4 separate regions of the Homo sapiens genome follow, and regions 1, 3 and 4 are each linked to region 2. Evidence: chromatin contacts called from ENCODE Hi-C or POLR2A ChIA-PET data. All regions are on one chromosome and are shown on one strand. Each heading gives the region's core, a stretch centred on a gene start or an enhancer-like site at or near the end of the contact. The rest is flanking DNA. Distances are from core to core; before and after follow the strand shown.

Region 1 (6,835 bases), core at 1-2,500, 1.3 Mb before region 2:
CTTTACCAAATTTTTAAAAATTAGCTGGGCATGATAGGTAACAAGAGTGACACCCTGAAGAAAGAAAGAAGAAAGTGGAGGGAAAGAGGGAGGAAGGATGATAGGAAAATAAATCTGCCAGGATCTAATAAAGCTTAGTGACCATGCCACCATGCCACTCCTAAGTATTTAAAAGAAATGAAAATTTATCTTCCCCAAAATACTCTTACAGTACAAGCTCTATTAACAGTGGCCAAAGACCGGAAACAATCAATTGGCCAAGAACAGGTGAGTGAAACTATATTGGCTACATTATAGTATAGCCACACAATGAAATACCACTCAGCAGTAAAAAATAACGAGCTGTTGATATCCCCACAACATGGACAACTCTCAAAAACACTTTGCTGCGGCCAGGCAGGGTGGCTCATGTAATCCCAGCACTTTGGGAGGCGGAGATGGGCAGATCACATGAGGCCAGGAGTTCGAGACCAGCCTGGCCAACATGGCGAAACCCCTCTCTACTAAAAATATGAAAATTAGCCAGGTGTGGTGGCGGGCGCCAGCAGTCCCAGCTACTCAGGAGGCTGAGGCAGGAGAATCGCTTGAACCCGAGAGGCGGAGGTTGTGGTGAGCAGAGATCGCGCCACTGCACTCCAGCCTAGGTGACAGAGCCAGACTCCGTCTCAAAAAAACAGCTTTGTTGAGCAAAAGTCAGACACAAAAGACAACCTATTGCATGCTTCTACTAACGTGAAAATCAAGGAGACAAAACTATCGTGGAGCGATAGAAATCCAAATACTGCAAAATGTTCTGTCCATTTGAGTCATTCCAAGCTCCCTATTCTTTTCAGAGCCTACACTGTGGAGGACCCCCAGGCCGCAGATTGATAGCAACTGGGACAGTTCTGGTTTCAGCGCCCAGCGCAGACGCCACTCTTCGAAAAGGTGGGGCACACGCCAAAACGCAATCATCCGGTCTTCAGTTATCAGTACTAAACATGGCGGCTCCCACCGAGCACCACACCCAGATCACGAGACCGCGCGCTGTCGGAGCCAGTCTGTCGGCTCACTGGGGCGCGCCTACTTTTAGATTGACCAATAAACGCGAGGCGTAAGGCACGCCCTCTTTCTTCCCGTCTCCGCCAATAATCTCCCGGTCCCTTCCACAGGACCCAATCACCGCTTCGGCCTCTCTTGAATGAAAAGGCAGCGGCCCAGTCAGCAGAGCAGCAGCCCGACGCAAGAGGCAGGAAGCGCAGCAACTCGTGTCTGAGCGCCCGGCGGAAAACCGAAGTTGGAAGTGTCTCTTAGCAGCGCGCGGAGAAGAACGGGGAGCCAGGTGAGCAGCGGATCCCGGGCGCGGGGCCGCGGTGTGGGGACGTCTGAACTGAGAGCGAGAGGACGAGGGGAGACGTTGGGATCTAAGGGGAGGGGGAGAAAGGGTCGCGAGACGGTGGGGGCGGGGCGGTTGGTGTGTCAGAGCGCTGTGTGTTGGCCGTTGGGCACCGGGGCGCATGCGCTAGGGGTGGGCCAGCCGTTGGCGCGCGGTGCTCGGGGCTCGGGGCCCGCTTCTCGGAGGGGCTGTCATGGCCTACGGCGCTCCGAGCCCCACTTGGAGTCTGTCAGTTCGTCCGAATAGACCCCGCGGCGGCCTGGGGCCATTTGGAGAGGGACGAGGGGGTGACGCCGGGGTCTGGGGCCTGGGTGGGAGAAGTTGGAGCTTTCAGTTGTCAGGGGTTTCTTTGGGTCCGAGGGACTTGATCCCTTTCCCAGTCTACCTTCTTCTTGGTCTACTTTTTACGGGATTCGGGATTCTGAGATTTAGAGCAAATAAGACTTTATTTTGGAAGGCCGGGCGCGGTGGCTCTTGTAATCTCAGTACTTTGGGAGAGACCAAGGAGGGCGGATCACTTGAGGTCAGGAGTTCGAGACCAGCCTGGCCAACATGGTGAAACCTCGTCTCTACTCAAAATACAAAAAAAAATCAGCCGAGCGTGGTGGCGAGCGCCTGTGGTCCCAGCTACTCGGGAGGCTGAGGCACGAGAATCGCTTGAACCCGGGAGGTGGAGGTTACAGTGAGCCGAGATCGCGACACTGCACTCCAGCCTGGGTGACAGAGCGAGATTCTGCCTCAAAAAAAACAGAATGAAAAAAAGATTTTCTTTTGGAAATAGGAGTCCCCAGGTGGGAATAAACTCCGGGGTGGAAAGCCTGCCTGGGGACACTTGAGGGTAACTGGGTACACGTGGCGTGTCTGGGTTGTGAGTTCCCCGCTGTCACCTTTCAAGTTCATGCGCTCCTGGCGCCTTAGCGGTCATGGCCACCCACTTTGGGCGGGGAAAACCCCGCCGGATCCTTTCCTGATCTAATCAGTTTTGAGCTTTAGATCCTGTCCAGCCCGGTTTCTCGAAAATTTTATCTTAGCAGATTCGGTTCACCCCAATTTATTTATCTCTCTCTCTCTTTTTTTTTTTTTTTTTTTTTTTTTGAGACAGAGCCTTGCTCTGTCGCCCAGGCTGGAGTGCAGTGACACTATCTCGGCTCACTGCAGCCTCCGTCTTCCGGGTTCAAGCAAGCACATCCGGCTAATTTTTGTATTTGTAGTAGAGACGGGGTTTCACCATGTTGCCCAGGCTTGTCTCTAATTCCCGACTTCAAGTGATCCGCCCGCTTCGCCTCCCAAAGTGCTGGGATTACAGGCATGAGCCACCACGCTGGGCCCCAATTTCTTTTTTTAAATTTATTTTTCTTGAGAAAGGGTCTCCCTCTGTCACCCAGGCTGGAATGCCATGGCGCCATCACTGGCAGCCTCGACCTCCTGGCTCAAGCGATCCTCCCGGCACAGCCTCCCAAGTAGCTGGGACTACAGGCCCATGCCACCACACCGGGCTAATTTTTTTCTTTTTTTAATTTCTACTTATTTATTTTTTAGCCTTTGCTACATAGAAGGTGCCCCTTGGGCTATGTGTTTTTTAAGTTTTTTTAAGTTTTAGGGTACATGTGCACAACGTGCAGGTTTGTTACATATGTATACATGTGCCATGTTGGTGTGCTGGACCCGTTAACTCGTCATTTGCATTAGGTATATCTCCTAATGCTGTCCCTCCCCCCTCCCCCCACCCACCCGGCTACTTTTTTAAAAATTGTTTTTGTATAGACGCGGTCTCGACTTATTGTCCAGGTTGGTCTCGAACTCCTGGGCTCAAGCCATCCTCCCACGCTGGCTTCTCAAAGTGCTGGGATTACAGAAGTGAGGCACCATGCCGGGCCTGCCCCAAATTTATTTCCCCACCAACAAAACAACTTTGCTTTATTTCCTTAAAATACACCATCTCTTGGCCACCTAGATTTGGAGCCCAGAATAGACTGTGGCTTTTCTCTACCCATGGATTGGTCAGGGGATGTTCCTGTCTTTTGGCATGTCCCACCCTTTCTTTCCTTACCTCACGCCCCTACCCTGGTTACTTCTCTTTTATTTGGTGACTGGTTTTCCCTGCTACTGGTCTTAACCTACCCCTTCATCGGAGGAGTAAGTTACAGTACTCTTGGGCAGATCCTGATTGAGTGGCTCAGCTCCAATCTAATTAGCAGTTCCCTATTGCTTAACAAGTACACAGGCCCAGGCTGGGCGTGGTGGGTGGCTCATTCCTGTAATCCCAGCACTTTGGGAGGCAGAGGCAGGAGGTTTGCTTGAGTCCAGGAGTTCACGACCAGCCTGGGAAACGTGGTGAAACACTGTCTCTACTAAAACAAAAATTAGCCAGGCGTGGTGGCATGCACCTGTAGTCCCAGCTACACAGGAAGCTGAGGTGGTGGACTCACTGGGCCTGGGAGGTCGAGGCTCCAGTGAGCTATGATTGCACCACTGCACTCCAGCCTGGGTGACAGAGCGAGACCCTGTCTCAAAAAACAAAAAAACAAACAAACAAACACATGCCCTGTGTGGCTGACCAGCTCTTCCAGCTTTGTCTTCTGCCCTGACGCCAGCCAGCTAGTCCTACTCTGCATACCCCAAAAGGCTCTGGTGCTTTTCGGACTGACCTTTCTTGGCTCCTGTTTTCCCTGCTGCCTGGGAAGTGACCCCTTCAGATTGCCTGTTTGAAGGGTCAGATAAAGAGACATGTTCAACTCTGCCTGAACGCCTTTATTCTAGTTCCATTTATTCAGCCATTGCTATGGAGTGCTTATTAGCTGTTCTCACAGGGCAGGGCTGACTGGAAGCGGTGCTGTTTTAGTTGGGGCTGTGAGGAAATGCCTTTCTGGAGCAAAGGAGGCCCAAAAGAAGTGGGGGATTTGTGACCCTTCCAGGCAGCAGGAACAGCAAGTGCAAAGGTGCTGAGGTGTGTTTGAGACACGGCAGCAAGGCTGGCGAGTGAGGGGCAATGGGGGAGATGAGGTATGAGTATAGAGGAGTCGGGTTAGGAGGGGCCCGGTAGGCTGGCTTTGTGAGGACTCGAGTTTTTTTCTAAGCACAGTAGGAACCCATTAAAAGTTTTGAGCAGAATAGTGATGTACTCTTAGGTTTGTTTTTTTTTTTGAGACAGAGTCTTGGTCTTGCTCTGTCGCCCAGGCTGGAGGGCCATGGTGTGATCTCGGCTCTCTGCAACCTCTGCCTCCTAGGTTCAAGTGATTCTCCTGCCTCCAAGTAGCTGGGATTACAGGTACCCGCCACCACACCCGGCACATTTTTGGTATTTTTAGTAGAGATGGGGTTTCACCATGTTGGTCAGGCTGGTCCTGGACTCCTGACCTCAGGTGGTCCGCCCGCCTAGGCCTCCCAAAGTGCTGGGATTACAGGTGTGAGCCACCGCGCCTGGCCGTGACTTAGTTTGATAGGGTCTTTCTGGCTGCTCTGGGGAGGGGCTGGGGGATGGCAACAGGGAAACCAGGGAGGAGGATATTGGCTTAATTCAGGCAAGAGATGATGGCACCTACATGTCCAGCTGACAGTGGTTAAGCAAAATGTAGTATGTTGGTGAGATGGAACATTAGGTGACCATGGAAAGAAATGAGGCCAGGTGTGGTGGCTCACACCTGTAATCCCAGCACTTTGGAAGGCTGAGGTGGGCGGATCGCCTGAGCCCACAAGTTGGAGATCAGCTTGGGCAACATGGTGAAACCCCATCTCTGTTACAAATACAAAAATTAGTGGTGGCGGGCGCATGTAGCTCCTGCTACTAGGGAGGCTGAGGTGGGAAGATCGCTTGATTGAGCCCGGGAGGCAGAGGTTGAAGTGAGCTTTGATTGGGCCACTGCACTCCAGCCTGGGCAACAGAGCAAGACCTTGTCTCAAAGAGGGGGGAAAAAAAAGGAAGGGAGTACTGATGATGTGGTAGAGCACACTGTGCTGAGTGAAAGAAGCCAGACACAAAATGTCACAAATTATAAGATTTCATTTATGTGAAATGTCCACAACAACAGGCAAATCCATAGAAACAGAAAGCAGATTAGTGGTTGCCCGGGGCTGGGGTGGGGTGTTTAGGGTATGGATACGTAAAGGGTACAGGAGCTTTTATTTCAAGGTGATGAAGTATTCTAAAATTGCACATGTGGTAGTGGTTGCACATGTCTGTGACTACACTAAAAACCACTGAATTATCTGCCTTAAGTGGTGAGTTGTATAGCATGTAAATATCTCTGTGAAGCTTTTCTTTTTTTTTTTTTTTTTTTTTAGGCTGGAGTGAAGCGTGATTTCAGCCCATCACAACCTCCGCCTCCCAGGTTTAAGCAATTTTTCTGCCTCAGCTTCCCGAGTAGCTGGGATTATAGGCGCCTGCCACCATGCCTGGCTAAATTTTTGTATTTTTAGTAGAGTTGGGGTTTCACCATGTTGGTCAGGCTGGTCTCGAACTCCTGACTTCAGGTGACCCACCCGCCTTGGTCTCTCAAAAGTGCTGGGATTACAGGCGTGAGCCACCGCGCGCAGCCTGTAAAGCTGTTCTAGTTAAAAATAATAATAAGGCCAGGCGCGGTGGCTCACACCTGTAATCCCAGCACTTTAGGAGGCTGAGGTGGGTAGATCATGAGGTCAGGAGTTTGAGACCAGCCTGACCAACATGGTGAAACCCTGTCTCTACGAAAACTACAAAAATTAGCTGGGCATGGTGGCAAGCACCTGTAATCCCAGATACTCAGGAGGCTGAGGCAGGAGAATCTTGAACCCTGGAGGTGGAGGTTGCAGTGAGCCGAGGTTGCGCCACTGCACTGCAGCCTGGGTGACAGCAAGACTTCATCTCAATAATAATAATAATAATAATAATAATAATAATAATAATAATAATAAAACAGGTGATAGCAGCTTGGGGCCAGCATGGTAGCATAGGTGAGAACTGGCCAGAGGGCCTTGGTGGGATTCACTGCCTCATGGACAGGGAGGTTGAGAGAGAGAAAACAGCCATTGAGACAATGGAATTGCTGTTTCTGAGCCGGGAATGAGTGACAGCGAGGCCAAAAGTGGCCTAGGATCCTCAGCATCCAGCCTCAGGAAGAATTGTAGCAGCTGTCACCCTCTGCTCCACCCCCCACTGGAGTCTGGGGTAGGGGAGGAGGACGAAAGACAATTGTCCTCATGTTTGGGTCCCTTGCACCCAGCAGGCACTTGGTATGCATTAGATTAATAAAGCAAAGAGGTAGGCAGACTTTGTATTAATTCCATTTTCCATCTTCTCAGCTTTATTTTTATTGGCCCAGGCCCAATAGGAGGCCTTTCATGAGAGCACTTAATTATTCCCCTGTGCAGACCACAGAGAGTGGGAGAAGCTGGGGCTGGACAGATACTGCTTGCTCTCTCGCAAACTCAGTTCCCACCAGCATCCTGGCAGCCCCACCCCTGGGATCTTTGGGCTCCTGCCCC
Region 2 (7,245 bases), core at 4,708-7,207:
AAAATGGTTAAACCCTGTCTCTACTAAAAATACAAAAATTAGCTGGGTGTGGTGGCACATGCCTGTAGTCCCAGCTACTTGGGAGGCTGAGGCACGAGAATCACTGGAACCTGGGAGGAGGAGGAGGCGGTGGTGAGCCAAGATTGCGCCACTGCACATCAACCTGGGCAACAGAGCGAGACTCCATTTAAAATATAATAATAATAATTAGAAAAAGAAAAAGGCCAGGTGTGGTGGCTCATGCCTGTAATCCCAGCACTTTGGGAGGCTGAGGCGGGCGAATCACTTGAGGCCAGGAGTTCGAGACCAGCCCGGTCAACGTGGCGAAACCCCATCTCTACTAAAAATACCAAAATATTAGCCAGGCGTCATGGCACATCCCTGTAATCTCAGCTACTCAGGAGGCTGAGACAGGAGAATTGGTTGAACCTGAGAGGCAGAGGCTGCAGTGAGCCAAGATTGCATCATTGCACACCAGCCTGAGCGACAGAGTGAGACTCCACCTCAAAAAAATAATAAATAAGAAGGCCAGGCACGGTGGCTCACTCCTGTAATCCCAGCACTTTGGGAGGCTGAGGCGGGCGGATCACAAGGTTAAGAGATCGAGACCATCCTGGCCAACATGGTGAAACCCTGTCTCTACTAAAAATACAAAAATTAGCTGGGCGTGGTGGCACATGCCTATAGTCCCAGCTATTCGGGAGGCTGAGGCAGGAGAATCGCTTAAACCCAGGAGGCGGAGGCTGTGGTGAGCCAAGATTGCGCCATTGCACTCCAGCCTGAGCGACAGAGCGAGACTCCATCTCAAAAAAAAAAAAAAAAAAAAAAAGAAAAGAAAAGAAATGAACTCTGTAGCCATGAGCCCTTGCCGAAGGTAGTCTTACCTACGCTGGTCAGCTTGGGCTTTGGGGTCAAGGAGTCCGGCATCTCCCTCATAATCCCTGCTGTTCCCCAGGTCGGCCCTCCTCCACGCTGACTTCCGGGTCTCACTCTCCCACGCCTGTAAGAACGCTGTGAAGACGGATGCCCCTGCCTCTGCCCTCTGGGACATCATGCGTTGCTGGGTGAGGGCAGGGCTGACCTCATGCAGGTGGGAGGGCAGGTGGTGGTCACCTGGAGGTCCCTTGGGCCTAGTATTCCCTAACCTCTGACCTCTGCCCCCAGGAGAAGGAATGTCCGGTGAAACGGGAGCGACTATCAGAGACTAGCCCAGCGTTCCGCATTCTCAGTGTGGAGCCCAGGTAGGGGCAAGCACATGCAGGAGCGGCCAGGGCTGCCCACAGACATGGAAGCACATGTGTGTGCAGACAACACAGATGCTGCCCCACACAGACTCGTGCCCATTCTTCAAGTGAGATTCAAAATCTGCTGACTGGGGCTGGGTAGGTGGCTCACGCCTGTAATCCCAGCACTTTGGGAGGCTGAGGCAGGTGGATCACCTGAGGTCAGGAGTTCAAGACCAGCCTGGCCAACATGGTGGAACCCCATCTCTACTAAAAATACAAAAATTAGCTGGGCATGGTGTGGTGGTGGGTGCCTGTAATCCCAGCTACTCAGGAGGCTGAGACAGGAGAATCGCTTGAACCTGGGAGGCAGAGGTTGCGGTGAGTCTAGATCGCGCCATTGCACTCCAGCCTGGGCGACAGAGCGAGACTCCATCTCAAAAAGAATAAAAAAATAGCTGGGTGCGGTGGCTCATGCCTGTAGTCCCAGCACTTTGGGAGGCCGAGGCAGGCGGATCACGAGATCAGGAGATTGAGACCATCCTGGCTAACACAGTGAAACCCTGTCTCTACTAAAAATACAAAAAAAAAAAAAAAAAAATTAGCCGGGCGTGGTGGCAGGTGCCTGTAGTCCCAGCTACTCGGGAGGCTGAGACAGGAGAATGGCGTGAACCCCGGGGGGCAGAGCTTGCAGTGAGCCGAGATAGCGCCACTGCACTCCAGCCTGGGTGACAGAGTAAGACTCCGTCTCAAATAAATAAATAAATAAATAAATAAAAATAAAAATAACTAAATCTGCTGACTGGGCTGGGCGTAGTGGCTCACACCTGTAATCCCAGCACTTTGGGAGGCCAAGACAGGCAGATCACCTGAGGTCAGGAGTTCAAGACCAGCCTGGCCAACATGACGAAACCCTGTCTCTACTAAAAATACAAAAAAAAAAAAAAAATTAGCCAGGTGTGGTGGCACATGCCTGTAGTCCCAGCTACTCGGGAGGCTGAGGCAGGTGAATCGCTTGAACCTGAGGCAGAGTTTGTAGTGAGCCGAGATCGCACCACTGCACTCCAGCCTGGGCGACAGAGTGAGACTCCATCCCAAAAGAAAAGAAAATTAGCATTACCAGCATACCAGGGGTAACTTTTTGTCCATTTTGTTCACTGTCTATTCCCAGCACTGAGAACAATGCAGGCACACAGTCGTTAAATAAAAATGTTTATTAAGGCCAGGCATGGTGGCTCATTCCTATAATCCCAGTGCTTTGGGGGCCAAGGCGGGAAGATCGCTTGAGCCCAGGAATGAAACCAGCCTGGGCAACACAGTAATTAAGACTCCATCTCTACCAGAAAACTAAAAAAATTAGCTGGGCATGGTGGTACCTGCCTGTCGTCCCAGCTACTCAGGAGCTTGAGGCGGAGGCAGGAGGGTTGCTCAAGCCCAGGAGTTCCAGACTGCAGCTTTGATGGCGATCGCACCACTGCACTCCAGCCTGGGCAGCAGAGTGAGACCCTGTATCTTTATTTTATTTTTTTTTAGACAGAGGCTCACTCTCTTGCCCAGGCTGGAGTGCAGTGGTGCGATTTCAGCTCACTGCAACCTCCGCCTCCCAGGTTCAAGCGATTCTCCTGCCTCAGCGTCCCGAGTAGCTGGTATCACAGGCACCCGGCACCACGCCTGGCTAATTTTTGTATTTTTAGTGGAGATGGGGTTTCACCATGTTGGCCAGGCTGGTCTCGAACTCCTGACCTCAGGTGATCCACCCGCCTCAGCCTCCCAAAATGCTGGGATTTACAGGCATGAGCCACCGTGCCTGGCCGAGACCCCATCTCTTTAAAAAAACCAAAAATGTTTATTAGATGAATGAGAGAATCCTGACATGAGCAGACACCTCGTGCTGTGTTGTGGAGGCGGACAGGCCCTGTGGGGAGTGGGGACACACTCGTGTGGCAGCTTCCCCCAGCCCCAACGCCCCACCCCTGCTTCCCTAGGCTGCAGGCCAACTTCACCATCCGGGAAGATGCCAACCCCAGCTCCCGACAGCGAGGACTCAAGCGCTTCCAGGCTAACCCGGAGGCCAACTGGGGTCCCCGGCCTCGTGCCCGGCCAGGGTGAGTGGTGGTAAGGTGGGGGTGGGGCTCAGCCAGGGAAAGAAGGGGTAAAGGGCAGATGGGGTCCCACCTACTCCTCCCCTCGCACAGGGGCAAGGCGGCCGACGAAGCTATGGAGGAGAGACGCAGGCTGCTTCAGAACAAGCGGAAGGAGCCGCCGGAAGATGTGGCCCAGCGGGCTGCCCGGCTCAAGACATTTCCTTGCAAGAGGTTTAAGGAGGTGAGGTCCCTCCTCCCTTTCCTCCACTGCAGGACACATGAGTCTCCCCTTTGGGCAACAGGGAGAGAATTGGGGGAGCTGGGGCCAGGCAAGTGTTTGGGAGTGGGCTTCCCATCCCAGGAAAGGATCCCATCAGGGGCTGCTGAGCTCCGGGCAGGGGTTCACACCCACCATCTTCCCACCAGGGCACCTGTCAACGCGGGGACCAGTGCTGCTACTCCCACAGCCCCCCGACACCCAGGGTTTCTGCTGATGCTGCCCCTGACTGTCCAGAGACCTCCAACCAGACCCCCCCTGGACCTGGGGCTGCCGCTGGGCCAGGCATAGACTGAACCAATAAAGAGATGTCACGTCACCTTCTCCCGATTGCCTGTGGTTTGTGTATTGGTCCATACAGCTGCATGACTGGGATCTGTTCCTCTGGGGATCGTTCGCCCCTGCCTGGCTGGAGTGTTGAGTCTGTATGGGAGGTAGGAGCTGACCATCTGCACAGTGGTCGGCCCCTCTGCAGCGAGGGTCACTGAGCCACCCCAGAGCCGGAGCCAGCGATTCCCGAAGCGGCCACGGGGCGGCAGCTGTGCGCTCGCTCCCGCGGGGGTTCTGCCCCTCTTCCCCCTCCCACCTTCAGCGCTCTCCAGGCCACGGGCTTGCGCATAGTGGGGCGCTCCTGCCCGGTAGCCCCCACGTGTCTTCGCGCCGCTGCCTCCTCGCCGCCTGGTTTCTTTGGCCCAGCTCTCCAGGGGCCACAGTGGCGGAAGCTGGACCGGAACCAGGCGCCCTGTGCATCCGCTCCAGACCAGGTGCTTCCTGCCCTGAGGCCCGGGGCGAGGGGGGCGTGCACACAAAGAGGGACCTCGCAGGCTGCTGCCCAGACACCCAGTGAGGGGGAGCTGTACCCCTCCCTGCCCTCCAGAGTGGGGTTTAGTAACGTTAACGAAGAGTCCTGGGGCAGGATCCCCTCTCTGGCTCCTGCTCCCTTCATCCCCATCTGTAATGAGGCTAATCTTAGGACCCTCCTTGTAGCGATATCAGAGTTAGCGCTTAATTTTTTTTTTTTTTTTTTTTTTTTTGAGGCAAGGTCTAGGTGTGTGGCCCAGGCTGGAGTGCAGTGGCGCAATATTGGCTCACTGCAGCCTCCACCTCCCAGGCTCACGCCATCCTCCCACCTCAGCCTCCAGAGTAGCAGGGACTACAGGCACGCACCACCACAACCAGCTAATTTTTGTATTTTTTGTAGAGATGGGGTTTTGCCATGTTTCCCAGGCTGGTCTCAAACTCATGAGCCCAAGCAATCCGCCAGCCTCAGCCTCCCAAAGTGCTGGGATGACAGGCATGAGCCACCAAGCCCGGCCTTTACTGCATAAAACTTTAGTTCCTGCTTCTTTGGAGGAAAGCAATGGAGGTGTTGATCGTGGGGTCCTGGGCTCCACCCCATTCCTGGGCGGGGGGGGGGGGGGGTTGGTAGTCCTGCTGCTGGGTGCCTGCCTGCCTGGGGGCTCTTGCAGTTGCCCAGATACACAGACGGGCCAAAGCATGAGTATCACAAGTGGGTGGCAGTCTGGTAGCTGCTGCTGCCTGGCTGTGCCCAGAGCCTCTCCCTGTGGGAGGCTCCAGTAGGGTCTTGAGGTTTACCACCAAGCCAGGATAACTGCCCCCCATGAAGGGGCCGGGTGCTGTGGGGTGAGGGCCATGGACCACCAAGTTGGAGTTATGTGATCCTGTAGCCAAGAGGCCTATAGTTGTGGGGACCTGTTGGGCATCTACTGGAAGGTCACACCAGCCCCAGCACCCTAGGAAATCCAACTTCCCCACCCCACCCCTGACAGCCATGGCTCTTCCTCTCACCCTCCTGGGCTTGGAAATGTGTGGATACTGTGCTGAGGGCTTGGGACACCTGCCCAGGCTGGACACCCAAGGCCAGACTGTTAGAACTGTTCCCCTTTGGGTGCCCCACTCCCGGGTAGGGGTGGTGGAGAGGAGGGAAGGGCCTCTGTAAAAAGAGGAACCAGGCTGGGTGAGGAGAGGAGGTGGGGGCCCAGGGTCACGCGGCCCCAACGGGCCGGAAAGGGCTCTCCCTCACCCCCATCAGCACAGACATTCGGGCAGGGAGTGTGCAAAGCCAAAGGGCAGACTCGGACATAAGAGGAGGCAGCTTCCCTGCCTCAGTTTACCCCCTGCGTGCATCCAGGCACCTCCCTCCCCGGCTGCCCTGGGGCCCGGGTCCCCAGAGGCCCGGGGTCCCTACAGTGGCTGGGGGAGCGGAAGGCGAAGCCCTGAGGGGTGGCGGACCGAGTCCTGCCAGCGCCGGCTGGGGGCGGGGCCGGGAGGCCCGCGCTGCTAGGTCCCCGCCCGCTGGTTTCCTCCGGGGTCAGCCAGGCTCCTTATCAGGCGCGGCCAGGCAGCCTGGCCCTTATCTGCACTGGGCCAGCATCCTCCGGCCGCTGCGCCGCCAGGGGTGAGAGGGAGGAAACCGGGCCGCCGGGGGCGGGGAGAAGGCGGGCCGGCCCGGGAGCCGCTCACTTTCCCTGGGGGGGACCTACGCGGAGACCTCGGCTATCCTGGCCTTCCGAGGCCCACGAGGAGGCGCGGCCCAACGCCGGGGCCTGGAGCATTGAGGCCGGACCCTCGCGAGACAGCAGAGCCTGGCCTGACGCTGGAAACCACACCCTGGCCCAGACTGCCAGCCCTGACGGGACAGAGCCAGGGCACTCACCAGGCTGCAAGAACAGTGCTGGGGTAAGAGGGGAGCGGGCCTAAAGGTGGAGGATCCCGGGCCTGGGACCCAGCCTGCATTCCTTTGTTCATTCCTTCATTCATTCATTCACCAGCAGGGACCCACTAGTGAGGGGCCAGGCCTGCTTCCCCAGGGCCTAGCTGAGGAAGACAGGGCAGAGGGGCCAACAGTCTCACACCTTGCTGGGACATCCTGGACTCTGGAACCAAGAGCAAACAGGGATGTCAAAACAGTATGCAAAACTGTGGATGATCGCGGGGCATTGTGGTGCATGCCTGTAATCCCAGCACTTTGGGAGGCTGAGGCAGGAGGATCACTTGAGCCCAGGAGTTCCAGACCACCCTGGACAACAGAGTGAGAACCTGCCTCTACAAAAAAAATTTTTTTTTTTAAATTAGCCGGGCATGGTGGCACATGCCTGTACTCTCAGCTACTCAGGAGGCTGAGACAGGAGGATGGCTCGAGCCCAGGAATTTGAGGCTGCAGTGCACTATGATTGCACCACTGCACTCCAGCCTGGACAACAGAGGGAGACCCTGTCTCTAAAAAAATAAACAAATTTTAAAAAGCGTGGATGCTGATGAGGATGGGGGCTTCCAAGCCAGAGGGAGGGTTGGGGCATGACTGGACTGGACTGGGCAGTGGGGTCAGTGTTTGGGGGTCTAGGGTCAGCATTTGAGGTCATAGTGTCAGTAGTGGGGTCACAGGGTTGCTATGGGGGATGTTTGCAGTGGGAGTGGGGGTCACTCAAGCAATTATGGAGCACTTTCAGGGACAGCAATGGGAAGAACCGCAGGGTCATTCTTGAGGTGCAGAGGGTCAGCCTGGGTGGGGGCTGGGGGCCTTCCGTGAAGGGTCAGAGTCCATCTTGGAGGGATTCCAAGCTCACATGGCATCAATGAGTTAATGAGGAGTCTCTGGGTTGGATCTTTAGATCTGAGGATAACAGGGTTAATCTTGGGG
Region 3 (6,793 bases), core at 2,751-5,250, 1.0 Mb before region 2:
CCCAGGCTGGATTGCAGAGGCACGATCTCAGCTCACTGCAACCCTCACCTCTCAGATTCAAGCGATTCACCTGCCTCAGCCTCCCAAGTAGCTGGGACTACAGGCGCCCGCCACCACGCCCGGCTAATTTTTTGTATTTTTAGTAGAGATGCGGTTTCACCATGTTAGCCAGGATGGTCTCGATCTCCTGACCTCGTGATCCGCCTGCCTTGGCCTCCCAAAGTGCTGGGATTACAGGCATGAGCCACCGCGCCCGGCCAAGAAAGTGCTACTTTAAATAGGGTACTCTGGGAAGTCTTCTTTCAGAGGACATTTGAGCTGAACCACAAGCGAAGAGAAAGAGACAGCCATGCAATTATCTGGAGGAAGCACATTCCAGGCAGAGGGAACGGCAAGTGCAAAGCCCTGCGGCAGAAATAAGCTGGGTGTGTTGAAAGAAGGGAAATAAAGCCAGCTGGGCTTGAGAGCGGTGACAAGAGGAAGAATGGTAGATGAGGCCTGAGAGGTCAGCTGAGGCCACCACGCAGGGCCGCCTAAGCCATAGGAAAGATCTTAGGTTTCATTCTAAGTAGGATAAGCCTCTGAAGGTTTTAAGCAGAGTAATGACATGATCTGGTTTACAAGTGAAGATCATTCAGCCAGCTGTAAGGAGAATGCATCATAGACAGGGCCACATTCTTCATTAGCGCCACGGAAATAATGCTGGTGGATCATGAGCTTCTCAGGGGCTACGAAAAGGTCAGGGACAGGGATAAAGGGAAAAAAGTTCCACAATGCAAAGAGAAAACTACAAAGTTGGAATGAATAAATGTTTAATTAAGCATCTAGAAATGTGACATCATGACAACTGCATTAATCATTAAATTTAGTATTCATAAGCAATCGAATTACATTTGGAAATTAGATTTTCTCAAATCACAAATATCCCTAAGTATGCAATGATTGCCAAGAAATCAAGCGAATCATAAATGTGAGTTTCCTTGAAGCCAAATAATTTCAAAAGAATAAAAACAAAGCTTTCGATTTTTTAACAGCTAAAAAGAATTTTTCTTAACTTAATGTGAGATGTAGATACCAAAAATGGGCTAGGCGCTGTAATCCCAGCACTTAAGGACAAGATAGGTGGACTGCTTGAGGCCAGGAGTTTCAAGACCAGCCTGGGCAACAGCGAGACCCTGTCTCTACAAAAAATTTAAAAAGTATAAGAGGCAGGGCACGGTGGCTCATGCCTGTAATCTCAGCACTTTGGGCGGCCGAGGTGAGTGGATCACCTGAGGTCAGGAGTTTGAGACCAGCCTGGCCAACATAGTGAAACCCCATCTTTACTAAAAATACAAAAATTAGCTGGGTAAGGTAGCGTGTGCCTGTAGTCCCAGCTACTCGGGAGGCTGAGGTGGGAGAATCGCTTGAAGCTGGAAGCAGGAGGTTGCAGTGAGCTGAGATTGCGCCACTGCATTCCAGCCTGAGTGACAGAGCAAGACTCCCTCTCAAAAAAAAAATAAAATAAAATAAAACAAATTAGGCATGGTGGCACGCACTGGTGATCCCAGCCACTCGGGAGGCTGAGGTGGGAGGATCACTTGAGCCCAAGAGTTCCAGGTTATAGTGAGCCACGATTATGCCACTTGCACTCCAGCCTGGGCAACAGACCTCTATTAAAAAAAAAAAATCCCACAGGAACTGGATTGTTTAAAAAGAAAAGGAAAAGGAAAACATACTAGCACAGTGAGTGAGTCCTAGTGAGCCCACAGAGGTGACTGGGTAAGAAATACTAGTGCCTTGGCTCAGTGCTGTTCAGGCGTACGGCCTGTGAGTTTGAACACTGTCCAGAGCACCCTTAGAAAGGCCTCTCTGGGGAGAGGACATTTGAACAGAGACTTGAATGACAAGAAGGCATAAGCCATGCCAAGAGCCTAGGAGAAGAGGTTCTGGGCAGAGGCTTTGCACTGGGAGTGGCTTGTCAGAATTTTAACAAAAAGAGGGTTACTTAGCCTGGTTTGAAGTTGGAGCTGGGTGGTTAACAGGAGACAAAGCATAGAGTTTCAAAGACAATGCTCTCATCCGGAGAAGTGACCTGGTCAAATGTGTTTCTGACCTTCGCTGTCCAGTAATACAGGAGCCACTTGTCACACGGGCTCAGGAGCACTCAACTGCGGCTATCAAGACAGCTAAACTGAACTTTCTTTTTTAAAATTTAATTTTAATTTTTAGAGACAGGGTCTCACTCTGACACTCAGGCTGGAGTGCAGTGGCTGGAGCATTCTGGGCTCAAGAGATCCTCCTGCCTCAGCTTCAGGAGTAGCAGACACTACAGGTATGCACTACCACACCTGGCTTATTCTTTTATTTTTTGTAGATATGAGGTCTTGTTATGTTGCCCAGGCTGATCTTGAACTCCTGGCCTCAAGAAATCCTCCATGACCAGCCTCTAAAATTACAAATAATAATAAAAAAAGATATGGCCGGGCACAGTGGCTCACGCCTGTAATCCCAGCACTCTGGAAGGCCGAGGCGGGCGGATCACTTGAGGTCAGGAGTTCGAGACCAGCCTGGCCAACATGGTGAAACCCCGTCTCTACTGAAAATACAGAAAAAAAATTAGCTGGTTGTGGTGGTGGGCACCTGTAATCCCAGCTACTCAGGAGGCTGAGGCAGGAGAATCGCTTGAACCCGGGAGGTAGAGGTTGCAGTGAGCCGAGATCGCGCCATTGCACTCCAGCCTGAGTGACAGCGCGAGATTCCATCTCAAAAAAAAAAAAGTGGCTTCCAAAAAATGTTAATTTTACACCTAATTTTGGTGCGCGGCTGGCATTATTTTTCCACTGGGCAGCACTGATCGCCCGTGGGGGCAGAGACTCTGAGACCTGGAGTCTCCCAGGCCGGGGGCGACGGCCCAGACGGGAGGCGGTGGAGAGAAGTTTCCGGATGTATTATGTGGTCATGAATCATGTCAGGGAATTGCCACGGCCCCCGTTGAATGGGGAGGCGCTGCCTCGGGCGCTGAGTAGCAGAGCCCGGACTCTGAACACTGGTCTGCCCCCGAACTGGAACTCCCATTTTCAGTACCGTCCGCTTGAAACCTCCCAAGAGCCCTCAAGGGGGCGAGAGAGGGATCCAAACCCCTCGGGGGCGAGAGCGGGATCCGAACCCCTCGGGGGCGAGAGCGGGATCCGAACCCCTCGGGGGCGAGAGCGGGATCCGAACCCCTCGGGGGCGAAAGCGGGATCCGAACCCGGCCGGATTCCCGAGGTCTGAGCGCGCCTCGTGACCGCCACTCCGAACGTTCGCAACGTTCACAACGGACTCCCGCGCCGCTGGACCTCAAGGGTCAGGAGCCACTCAGAAAAGCTCCAGGAAACGCTCACCTGTTGACAGACGCTGAGGCCGCAAACGCTCCTCCTCTCTCTTCACACTCGCCAACACCGCGGTGGCGCTCGACTTCCGCTTCTCTCCAGCGAATCCCCAGCTGAGCCTCCTTCTGCTCCCGCCACCATTACCAATCCAGCCAATAAACTCTCAGAAAACCCTCTTTATCTCCGCCCCACTCCCTCCTGCCAATCACTTCGGGTGCGAGCACCGCCCTTCCCGCCTTCTTTAGCGAGCGCCGCGCGCCACCGCTCGGCGGGTGGCGGCGCTGCGCGCTGCGGGATGCATCTCCCGGAAAAGCGAGGCGAGGGGCGGGCCACGCCGGTGCGGGAACCCTCAGGATTGGCCAGAAGGAGGCCGGCGCTGTGACTCCGTCCATTCCCGCCGTTGACATCCAAGTCGGAGACGCTGGGGATTGGTTTCCAGCGGACACGCTAAGAAGCTTGGAGATAGTTTCGCCCTCCTCACACGCTGCGGAGAGGGAGCTCCGCTGATTGGTCCGAGGAGTCTGGGCGCGCGCCGATCGGCGCTCCAGGACTGGCTGAGGGGGTGCGCGCGCCGCCAGGGAGCGTTGGCGGTGATTGGCCAGAGGGCGGAGGCCGGCTATTTGAAGGCGGCGCGCGGACTAGGTGCGCACTTCAGTTCTCGGAGAGAAGAGGCGGGAGTGGACCTGGTCAGCCCTACCCCACTGACCCCACCGGACCCAGGCGCGGCCTCCGCCACAGCCACAGCCCCTGCCCCTGCTGCGGCGCGGCGAGGCGAGGCGATGGCCAAGGTGTCGGTGCTGAACGTGGCGGTCCTGGAGAACCCGAGCCCTTTCCACAGCCCCTTCCGGTTCGAGATCAGCTTCGAGTGCAGTGAAGCCCTGGCGGACGGTGAGGCTGGGCCTGTGCGGGGACCCCCACCCCCGGGCCGACCCCGGCCTCCCCTCAGAGAACCGCTCCCATGGCCAACTTGATCTCCCCCATGAAACCCCTCGTCCCCCTTCCGCCAACCCCGATCTCCCCCAGCCCGCCAGTCAACCGGATCTCCCGGTGGAGACCCCCCGCCACCAGCCAACACGGACCTCCCCGTGACCTCCTCCCCCACTGCCCGCCTTGACCTCCCGGGTGGAGACCCCCCGCCAGCTAACTCGGACCTCCCAGTGGCCTCTTCCCCCACTGCCCGCCCCGACCTCCCCATAGAGATTAACCCCCTCCAAGCCCCATTTCCCGCGTGGGGAACCTCATCCATCTTTTTTCTCTGGAGCTCTTCCTAGGTACCCGTTTTCATGGGGAGACCTTCTCGGCCTCCATTTCTTAACCCACGGAGATCTTCAGCCACCGTGGTTTCCCTGTGGCAAGACCCCCGCTTCAACCACCCACCCATTTTTGCCCACTTATTCCCTCTTTCCTGTAGTGAGATACTCACACCTCCCATTTTCCCTCTGGAGACCCCCAATATCCAGCCCCTTCCCATTTTCCCCGGGGGAAATCCCAGCCATCTCCTATTTTCCCTATGGAGACCTCTCACCCAAGCTCCTCTCTCCTTGCCGTGAAGACCCTCCCCTCCAGTAACCTTTTTTTCCTGTGAAAACCCCTCAACCCCTTTTCAGGACCTCTCTCAACCCCATCTTCCCATTTGTGTCCCACCAGTCCCCTCCCCAACCTGCCAATATTTCAATAACCCCACGCCCACCAGTTGCTGCCGCTTTTCTGCCCCAATGCACATACCCTGGAACCTGGTTTCTCTCCTTCGTTGGGGCCCAACCCCCCTATGCTTGAGCTCTCCCTGGGAAAGGATGCTACCGTCTTTGAGGGGAACTTTGTCTCCCCAGCTCCCCTTCCCCACCTTTCTCTGTGGGCTTGGATAAACACACTGAGATCCGAGGGGTGGCATAGCCAGGCAGGCATTAGCTAGTTCTCCAGGTTTGCCCACCCGTTTCCAGCTGAGTTACTGCAGCAATTTTTCTGTCACTTTTTCTTTCTTCTTCTTCCTCTTCTTTTTTTTTTTTTTTTTTTTGAGACAGTCTCACTCTGTTGCCCAGGCTGGAGTGCAATGGCACGATCTCGGCTCACTGCAACCTCCACCTCCCGAGTTCAAGCGATTCTTCTGCCTCAGCCTCCCGAGTAGCTGGGACTACAGGCGCCTGTCACCACGCCCAGCTAATTTTAGTATTTTTAGTGGAGGCAGCGTTTCACCATGTTAGCCAGGTTGGTCTCGAACTCCTGACCTCAAGTGATCCACCCGCCTTGGCCTCCCAAAGTGCTGGGATTACAGGCGTGAGCCACCGTGCCCCGTCTTCTTCTTTTTTTTTTTTAATATAGCTGGATAATCAGTGCCAAGCTCCCGTTGCTTTTGATGGTCTGACCTAGTCTGGGGGGTGGGTGGATTGGGCTGAGCTGTGACGGGCTCCAGCTTCAAACAGTCGGCTGGAGCTTGGAGGTCACAGCCTCCTGTACATCTTTTCCAAGGTGCTTCCGTAGATGTACTTATTAATCTGTGTGACTTAAAGGTGGGCATGGCTCTCATCTCACAGATGAGAAGACAGGAGCCACAAAACGCAAAAGACCTTTCAAGTCAAGGCCTGTACAAATCCAAAATCTAAGGTCACCTAGGGAGCCTTGGCACCACTAACAGGCAAGTCCTGCTTTCAGGAAGAAGTACTCCATTAGGCCATTTTTCTACTTGGTGGTTGAAAGAGAAAAGGCAGCAGCCGAGGAGGTGGTGATCTGGGGGCCTGTGAAGCCAGGATATGCTAACTAGTGCCTCTCGGGGGCAGGTAGGTGTTTTGCCCTCAAAGCTGGTCGCCTGGACTAGCTTGGAGCTGATAGAGTGAGATGTGGATGTGCTTTGGGTAGGCCAGTGGGTCTGTCTCTCCCCGGTCTCTCTCGCTCCTTTTTAAATTAAGGAGTCTACTTGTGGCTAACTATAGAATATGCCGAGTTAAATCCTTTCTGGAACAAGGCAGCGGGTAAATAAATAAATAAAGTGTAGAATGACGCTGTGGAATAAGATTTAATTTAAAAGCCAGGAGGAGATGGAAGGAAGTAATAGGTTGAGGGATTCCCAGCTCCCCGACGGCAGGAGATCAGGTTTCAATCAGCCTGTTTGTGTTCCTTGCATTTAAAAATGGTTGTGGCCGAGCGCGGTGGCTCACGCCTGTAATCCCAGCACTTTGGGAGGCCGAGGCGGGCGGATCACGAGGTCAGGAGATCGAGACCATCCTGGCTAACACGGTGAAACCCCGTCTCTACTAAAAAACACAAAAAATTAGCCGGGCGTGGTGGCGGGCGCCTGTAGTCCCAGCTACGCGGGAGGCTGAGGCAGGAGAATGGCGTGAACCCGGGAGGCGGAGCTTGCAGTGAGCCGAGATCGCGCCACTGCACTCCAGCCTGGGCGACAGAGCGAGACTCCGTCTCAAAAAAAAAAAAAAAAAAAAAAAATG
Region 4 (6,992 bases), core at 4,448-6,947, 1.3 Mb before region 2:
TGGGCTGCCTGCTATCCACGAGGTCAGGCGGCCCTGACATTGGCAAGGAGATTGACACCCACACTCTGTGCTTCCTTTGAAACAGAGTTGTTAAAATTCCAGGCCAGACAAATGTCCAATAGGCCTATGAAAAGATACTCAAAGTCACCAATCATTAGGGAAATGCAAATCAAAACCACAGGCCAGGTGCGGTGGCTCACGCCTGTAATTCCAGCACTTTGGGAGGCCGAGGTGGGAGGATCACTTGAGGCCAGGAGTTTGAGACCAGCCTGGGCAACATAGCAAGACTCCATCTCTATAAATAAATGAATAAACAAATAAAAACCACAGTGAGATACTACCTAACACCCATTAGGATGGCTACTATCAAAAAAACAGAAAATAGGTTAGAAGTGGTAGCTCACAACTGTTATCCCAATGCTTTGGGAGGCCAAGGAGAGAGGATCAGTTGGGCCAGGAGTTCAAGACCAGCCTGGGCAACAAAGGAAGACTTCATTTCTAAAAATATTTAAAAATTAGCTGAGCATGGTGGCATGCACCTGTAGTCCCAACTACTTGGGAGGCCGAGGCAAGAGGATCGCTTGATCCCAGGAGGTCAAGGCTGCAGTGAGCTATGATTGCACCATTGCACTCCAGCCTGGGCAACAGAGTGAGACCCTGTCCAAAAAAAAAAAAAAAAAAAAGCAAAACAAAACAAAACCCCATAAATTGAAACCATTGTGGGCTGCTGGTGACAATGTAAAATGGTGCAGCCACTGTGGAAAACAGTATGGAGAGTCCTAAAAAAATTAAACATAGAGGCCAGGCATGGTGGCTCATGCCTGTAATCCCAGCACTTTGAGAGGCCGAGGTGGGTGGACCATTTGAGGTCAGGAGTTTGAGACCAGCCTGGACAACAATACAAAGATTAGCCGGGTGTGGTGGCAGCTGCCTCTAATCCCAGCTACTCGAGAGGCTGAGGCAGGAGAATCGCTTGAACCCGGGAGGTGGAGGTTGCAGTGAGCGGAGATCGCGCCACTGCACTCCAGCCTGGGTGACAGAGCAAGACTCCATCTCAAAAAAAAAAAAAAAATTAAACATAGAATTGTCATATGATCCATCAATTCTACTTCTGCATAGACACCCGAATTGAAAGCAAAGTTCAAAGAGACATCTGTACACCTATGTTCACGGCAGCATTAGCTAAAATAGCCAAAAGTTGAAAGCAACCAGTCTCCATGGATAGATGAATGGATAAACAAAATGTGGTCTATCTATACAGTGGAATATTACTCAGCCTTAAAGAGGAAGGAAATTCTCGTACATATAACATGAATGCACCCTGAGGGCATTATGCTAAGTGAAATAAACCTGCCACAAAAGAACAAATACCGTATGATCACATTTACAGGAAGTAACTAAACTTGTCAAATTCATAGAAACAGAAAGTAGAATTGTGGTTTCCAGGAACTGGAGGGAGGAGGAACGGGGAGTTGTTTTGTGGATACAGTTTTAGTTTTGCAAGATGAAAAAGTTCTGGAGATGAATGATGGTGTCAGTGGCAACTATGAGAATTTATTTTTTCTGGTTTTTGTTTTGTTTTGTTTTGAGACGGGGTCTTACTCTGTTGCCCAGGCCGCAGTGCAGTGGCACAATCTGGGCTCACTGCAACCTCTGCCTCCTGGGTTCAAGTGATTCTCGTGCCTCAGCCTCCCAAGTAGCTGGGATTACAGGTGTGCACAACCATTCCTGGCTAATTTTTGTATTTTTAGTACAGCCAGGGTGTCACCATGTTGGCCAGGCTGGTCTCAAACTCCTGATCTCAGATGATCTGCCCACCTCAGCCTCCCAAAGTGCTGGGATTACACGTGTGAGCCACTGTGCCCAACTGAGAATTTTCTTTTCTTTTTGAGACTGAGTCTCACTCTGTTGCCCAGGCCGGAGTACAGTGGCTCAATCTTGGCTCTCTGCAACCTCTGTCTCCTGGGTTCAAGTGATTCTCTTGTCTCAGCCTCCCAGTAGCTGGGACTACAGGTTCACACCACCGTGCCTGGCCAATTTTTGTATTTTTAGGACAGACGGGGTTTCACCATATTGGTCAGGCTGGTCTTGAACTTCTGACTTCAAGTGATCTGTCCATCTCAGCCTCCCAAAGTGCTGGGATTACAGGCATGAGCCCCCACGCCCGGCCTGACAATTTTCTTAATGTAACTGAACTGTACACTTAAAATGGTTAAGATAGAACATTTCATGTCATGTGTATTTCACCACAAATTTTATCCAGGCTGAAGGACAGGCACGGTGGCTCGCTTTGGCAGGACGAGGCAGGAGGATCGCTTAAGGCCAGGAGTTCAAGACCAGCTAGGGCAACATAGCGAGACCCGCACCCCCATCTCTACAAAAAAAGTTTAAAAATTACCCAGGCCTGATGGCACATGACTCTGGTCCCAGCTACTCGGGAGGCTGAGGCAGGAGGATTGCTTGAGCCCAAGAGGTTGAGGCTGCAGCGAACTATATGGTTGCACCACTGTACTTCGGCGAGATCCTGTCTCAAAAAAAAAATCAAAAAAAAAAAAAAATCCAGTCTCAGAGGAGACTGGGGCAGGATTCCCATCCTGTGGGTCCTGGCAGGTGACCCCCATGTGTCCTCCATAGTAGGGGGTGATCAGGCCCTCCAAGAAGTCAATACCAATTATATCCCAAAGCCTCTTACATGTCTCCACCTGGACCTCCCTGTCTACCTCCAGACATACAGCTGCCCTCTGGACCTCACCCAGGGACACTGCTATGATCACTGAGCGATTCACCAATATTCCAGCTCTTTCTCCCTCCAGGTACAAGGTAGGAAGGCATTGCTCCACCCACTTGTGTGGCCACGTGACTTGCTCTGACCAATGGCATGTGAGCAGGTTTGACTTGTGTCACTTCTGGGCAGAGGCTTTAAGAGCTGCTGCAGAGCATGCTATATGTTCTTTTTCTTCTGCCTTGGCAACGGGCAACATGCCAGATGCTGGCTGAGTGAAAAGTGAAACCTCTGATGTTTTAAGCTCCTGAGATTTGGGGCTTAAAGTAGCTGGGACTACAGGTGTGTGCCACCATGCCTGGCTCATTTTTTTCCCTGGCTTGTTACTGCAGCAGAACTGAACCTGCCTTGAGTCCAGTGTGGCAGCAGAATCTGTAGATGTCACTCATCCAGTCCTGTCTTGTGCATGACGATGGTCTCATATCATTAAGCTGTAGGGCTGGAATGAGAGGCAAGGTGGATGCTTGACTTGGGAACAAAATTTCAGGGGGTGTCAAAGAACTCAAGAACTTTGTCCTGAACTCATAAATATTATTTTATTGTGATATTTTGTAAAAGTCAAGATTAATGCAAAACCATGATGAATAAAATGGTAACATTAAATCTATCTATCTATCTATCTATCTATCTATCTATCTATCTATCTATAGATATGTATATATATACACATAGGTCAGGCGCGGTGGCTCACACCTGTAATCCCAACACTTTGGGAAGCCGATGCAGGTGGATTGCTTGAGACCAGGAGTTCGAGACCAGCCTGGCCAACATGGTGAAACCCCATCTCTGCTAAAAGTACAAAAAATTAGCAGGTCGTGATACTGCACACCTGTAATTCCAGCTACTTGGAAGGCTGACGCACGAGAATCGCTTGAACCCAGGAGGCGGAGGTTGGAGTGAGTAGAGATCATACCACTGCACTGCACTCCAGCCTGGGCAACAGAATGAGACTCCATCTCAAAAAAAAAATATATGTATATATATATACACATATATGAGAGAGACAAGGTCTCACTCTGTCACCCAGGCTGGAGTGCAGTGGCACAATCATAGCTCACTGCAGCATTGACCTCCTGAGCACAAGCAATCCTCCCACCTCAGCCTCCCGAGTAGCTGGGACTACAGGTGTGCACCACCACACCCAGCTAATGCTTGAATTTTTATAGAGATGGGGTCTTGCTATGTTGCCCAGACTGGTCTTGAACTCCTGGGCTCAAGTGATCCCTCTGTCTCAGCCTCCCAAAGTGCTGAGATTATGGGCGTGAGCCACTGCTCCTGGCATACATTGTCCTAGTCTATTGTTAGAAGCAAGTTATTGGGTCCAGCTCACACTCGAGGGATCACACAGAGTGCAGACATCAGGAGGTGGGAATCATGGAGGAGTCTTGGAGCCTGTCTGCCTCACCTCCTCTCCTCTAGTATTCCTAGTTTTTTTTTTTTTTTCGAGATGGAGTTTTGCTCTTGTTGCTTAGACTGGAGTGCAATGGCAGGATCTCGGCTCGCTACAACCTCTGCCTCCCAGGTCCAGGTGATCCTCCTGTCTCAGCCTCCCAAGTAGCTGGGATTACAGGAGCCCCCTGCCACACCTGGCTAATTTTTGTATTTTTAGTAGAGATGGGGTTTCACCATGTTGGTCAGGCTGGTCTTGAACTCATGACCTCAAATGATCTGCCTGTCTGGGCCTCCCAAAGTGCTGGGGTTACAGGCATGAGCCACCAAGCCTGGCCTCTTTGCTGATTTTCATCTGTAACTTTCACTGTAATAAACCATAACTGGGAGTAACACCACTTTTCTGGGATCTATCAATCTCAGCAAATTATTGACCCTGAGGGTGGTCTCAGGGACCCCCGACACAAGCCCCATTTCCCAGCCACCATCTTTTGCAATCTCCATTGCCCTAGTCACCGAATGGCATATTCTTATCCATTTGCTATTTCCTGCCTCTCTCCTCTGGATCAAAGGCTCTGGAAGGTCGAAAACTCATCTGTCTTTCCCATGAAAGGCTGTAGAACAAAATGGTCAGGGGTCAAGTCCTGGCCCTGTCACTTTTTCATTGTTGCTGAGTCAAGGTCTCAGCCAGGGTGGAGTGCAGCAGTGCAGTCATAGCTTACTGCAGCCTTGAACTCCCGGGCTCAAGCAATCCTCCCACCTCAGCCTCCCTTGTGGCTGGGACTACAGTCACATGCCACCACAGCCAGCTATTTTTTTTCTTTTAAGACAGGGTGTCGCTCTGTCACCCAGGCTGGAGTGCAGTGGCATGATCTCGGCTCACTGCAACGTCTGCCTCCCAGGTTCAACTGATTCTCCTGCCTCAGCCTCCCGAGTAGCTGGAATTACAGGCATGCGCCACCACGCCTGGCTAATTTTTTTTTGTATTTTTAGTAGAGACGGGGTTTCACCATGTTGGCCAGGCTGGTCTTGAACTTCTGACCTCAGGTGATCCGCCTGCCTCGGCCTCCCAAAGTGCTGGGATTACAGGCTTGAGCCACCAAGCCCGGCCCCACACCCAGCTAATTTTTATTTTTTGAGACGGAGTCTTGCTTTGTTGCCCAGGCTGGAGTGCAGTGGCACGATCTCAGCTCACTGCAATCTCCACCTCCCAAGTTCAAGCGATTCTCCTGCCTCAGCCTCCGCAGTAGCTGGGATTACAGGCATCCGCCACTACGCCAGCTAATTTTTTTGTATTTTTAGTAGAGACGAGGTTTCATCTTGTTGGCCAGGCTGGTCTTGAACTCCTGACCTCAAGTGATCCGTCAGTCTCAGCCTCCCAGAATGCCTGAAGGTTAGCTTTTAAGTGTTGGTTACTTTATCTCCTCAGTAGCTAGATCAGGGTCCAGGTGGTCAGGATTCAGTCAAAAGCAAGTGATTAAGGAGACTCCTCTGGGGACTTTGCGATGGAGAGGCAGGAGGGGCCACGAGCGGGGGTGGGGAAGAGAAGAGGGCACAGAGGCCAGCGGATGAGAGAGACACCAGGGAGCCTGGGATGCCTGCCCGAGGCTCTGGCCACGCCCATGCCCTGCCTGTCCCGCTAAGGTGAGCTGGTCCTTCTGTGATCACCCGGGGAGGAGGCCTACAGGAGCTGCAGAGCTGAGTAGAGAGGGAAGGCGCGGGGGAGGCCAAGTCCCACGGGTCTGGGCTTCTAGGAGGAAACGTGTGGGAGGTTGGGACGGGAGGCGTGGGGGCGGGGGACAGGCAGGGCAGCTGGAGCCGGGGCTGTAGTCGGGCGCCGGCCAAGCCCCAAAGAAAGCCTGTGTTGGGCAGCGTCCGGTCTGGCCTGGCCTGGGAGGATGCCTGCTTGCTGCTGGGGGGCCCTGGAGATGCCGACGTAGCTCTGTACCCCCGGGAGGAATGTGACCCCCTCCCCACCCCCAGCCTCCAAATTTTTCCACATAAGGCTTCAGGGGTGCTCATGCCGCATGAGTTCAGGACAAAGGAATCAAAAGCACATGGACTGGATTCCCTAGGGAGGAGAAATTCTGGAAATAAGACGAAGAGGAGGACAAAGGGGCCCGGGGGCGGGGTGAGGGTGCTGGGACGGAAGCGGGGGGCGGGGATTGGGAGGCAGCCGGAGAAGGTGCCTGGCTCTGAGTGGCCTTAGACTGGGGACACATCTCAGCTGGGGATGAAGGCCACTGTGGCCCCGGACCGCCAGGGCAACTCCTTGGACCTCTCTGAGCCTTGTTCCTTCCTTTTTTTTCTTTTTTCTTTTTTTTTTGAGACGGAGTCTTGCTCTGTCACCCAGGCTGGAGTGCAGTGGCGCGATCTCGGCTCACTGCAAGCTCTGCCTCCCAGGTTCACGCCATTCTCCTGCCTCAGCCTCCCGAGTAGCTGGGGCTACAGGCGCCCCCCACCACGCCCGGCTAATTTTTTGTATTTTTAGTAGAGACGGGGTTTCACCGTGTTAGCCAGGATGGTCTCAATCTCCTGACCTCGTGATCCGCCCGCCTCGGCCTCCCAAAGTGCTGGGATTACAGGCGGGAGCCACCGCGCCCGGCCACCTTGTTTCCTTTCTTTTGGCCCAGATTCTTGGGGCAAAATACTTGGAGTCCTCCATGTCTCTGTCTCTGTTTTATTTTGTTCTCTCTTTCTGTTTCCTTCTTTCTTCTCTTTCTTCGTTCTCTGTCTCTCCTTCCTTCCTTCCTTCCTTCCTTCCCTCTCTTTCTTTCTTCTCCTTCCTTCTTTCTTTCATCTATCTCTGTCTCTCCTCCCT

What was found. Hi-C counts contacts between places; a loop is a spot of excess contacts on that map. ChIA-PET counts read pairs that join two places held with the same protein, here RNA polymerase II (POLR2A). Pooled maps may share reads with other maps.
Region 1: a loop to region 2 is called in a pooled map, with 8 times the contacts of the local background. The contact joins the promoter of DDX39A here to the promoter of LYL1 in region 2. A Hi-C loop is called at or near these places in 5 of 50 pooled maps. POLR2A ChIA-PET finds 5 or more read pairs at or near these places in 2 of 52 experiments (HEK293 and activated CD8-positive, alpha-beta memory T cell).
Region 3: a loop to region 2 is called in a pooled map, with 7 times the contacts of the local background. The contact joins the promoter of ASF1B here to the promoter of LYL1 in region 2. A Hi-C loop is called at or near these places in 1 of 37 single-sample maps with no recorded cell type and 6 of 50 pooled maps. POLR2A ChIA-PET finds 5 or more read pairs at or near these places in 1 of 52 experiments (activated CD4-positive, alpha-beta T cell).
Region 4: a loop to region 2 is called in a pooled map, with 2.5 times the contacts of the local background. The contact joins the promoter of LINC01841 here to the promoter of LYL1 in region 2. A Hi-C loop is called at or near these places in 1 of 37 single-sample maps with no recorded cell type and 5 of 50 pooled maps. POLR2A ChIA-PET finds 5 or more read pairs at or near these places in 2 of 52 experiments (T-cell and activated T-cell).

What each region holds. Positions count from the first base shown.
Region 1 is chr19:14,413,756-14,420,590 of GRCh38, reverse strand. DDX39A (DExD-box helicase 39A) reads left to right here and starts at 1,250. Exons shown (of 11, transcript NM_005804.4): 1 at 1,250-1,321. RefSeq lists silencers at 1,421-1,520, 3,668-3,757, 3,778-3,857 and enhancers at 1,641-1,780, 2,191-2,250, 2,621-2,670.
Region 2 is chr19:13,101,570-13,108,814 of GRCh38, reverse strand. It overlaps LYL1 (LYL1 basic helix-loop-helix family member), which reads left to right and starts at 5,957. Exons shown (of 4, transcript NM_005583.5): 1 at 5,957-6,284. It overlaps TRMT1 (tRNA methyltransferase 1), which reads left to right. Exons shown (of 17, transcript NM_001136035.4): 13 at 956-1,064; 14 at 1,165-1,241; 15 at 3,209-3,328; 16 at 3,419-3,548; 17 at 3,734-3,908. The coding sequence ends at 3,880. LOC105372282 (a long non-coding RNA gene) reads right to left here and starts at 4,399. Exons shown (of 2, transcript XR_001753871.2): 1 at 4,171-4,399; 2 at 3,909-4,007. RefSeq lists silencers at 2,775-2,854, 5,575-6,184, enhancers at 4,215-4,274, 4,186-4,480, 4,415-4,494 and cis regulatory regions at 3,904-4,484, 5,284-6,204.
Region 3 is chr19:14,133,796-14,140,588 of GRCh38, reverse strand. It overlaps ASF1B (anti-silencing function 1B histone chaperone), which reads left to right and starts at 4,000. Exons shown (of 4, transcript NM_018154.3): 1 at 4,000-4,241. The coding sequence starts at 4,133. ADGRL1-AS1 (ADGRL1 antisense RNA 1) reads right to left here and starts at 3,437. Exons shown (of 3, transcript NR_045214.1): 1 at 3,366-3,437. RefSeq lists enhancers at 3,355-3,514, 3,011-3,637, 3,715-3,854 and a silencer at 4,185-4,234.
Region 4 is chr19:14,362,695-14,369,686 of GRCh38, reverse strand. It overlaps LINC01841 (long intergenic non-protein coding RNA 1841), which reads left to right and starts at 5,697. Exons shown (of 4, transcript NR_134908.1): 1 at 5,697-5,815. RefSeq lists a silencer at 2,824-2,913 and an enhancer at 2,776-3,070.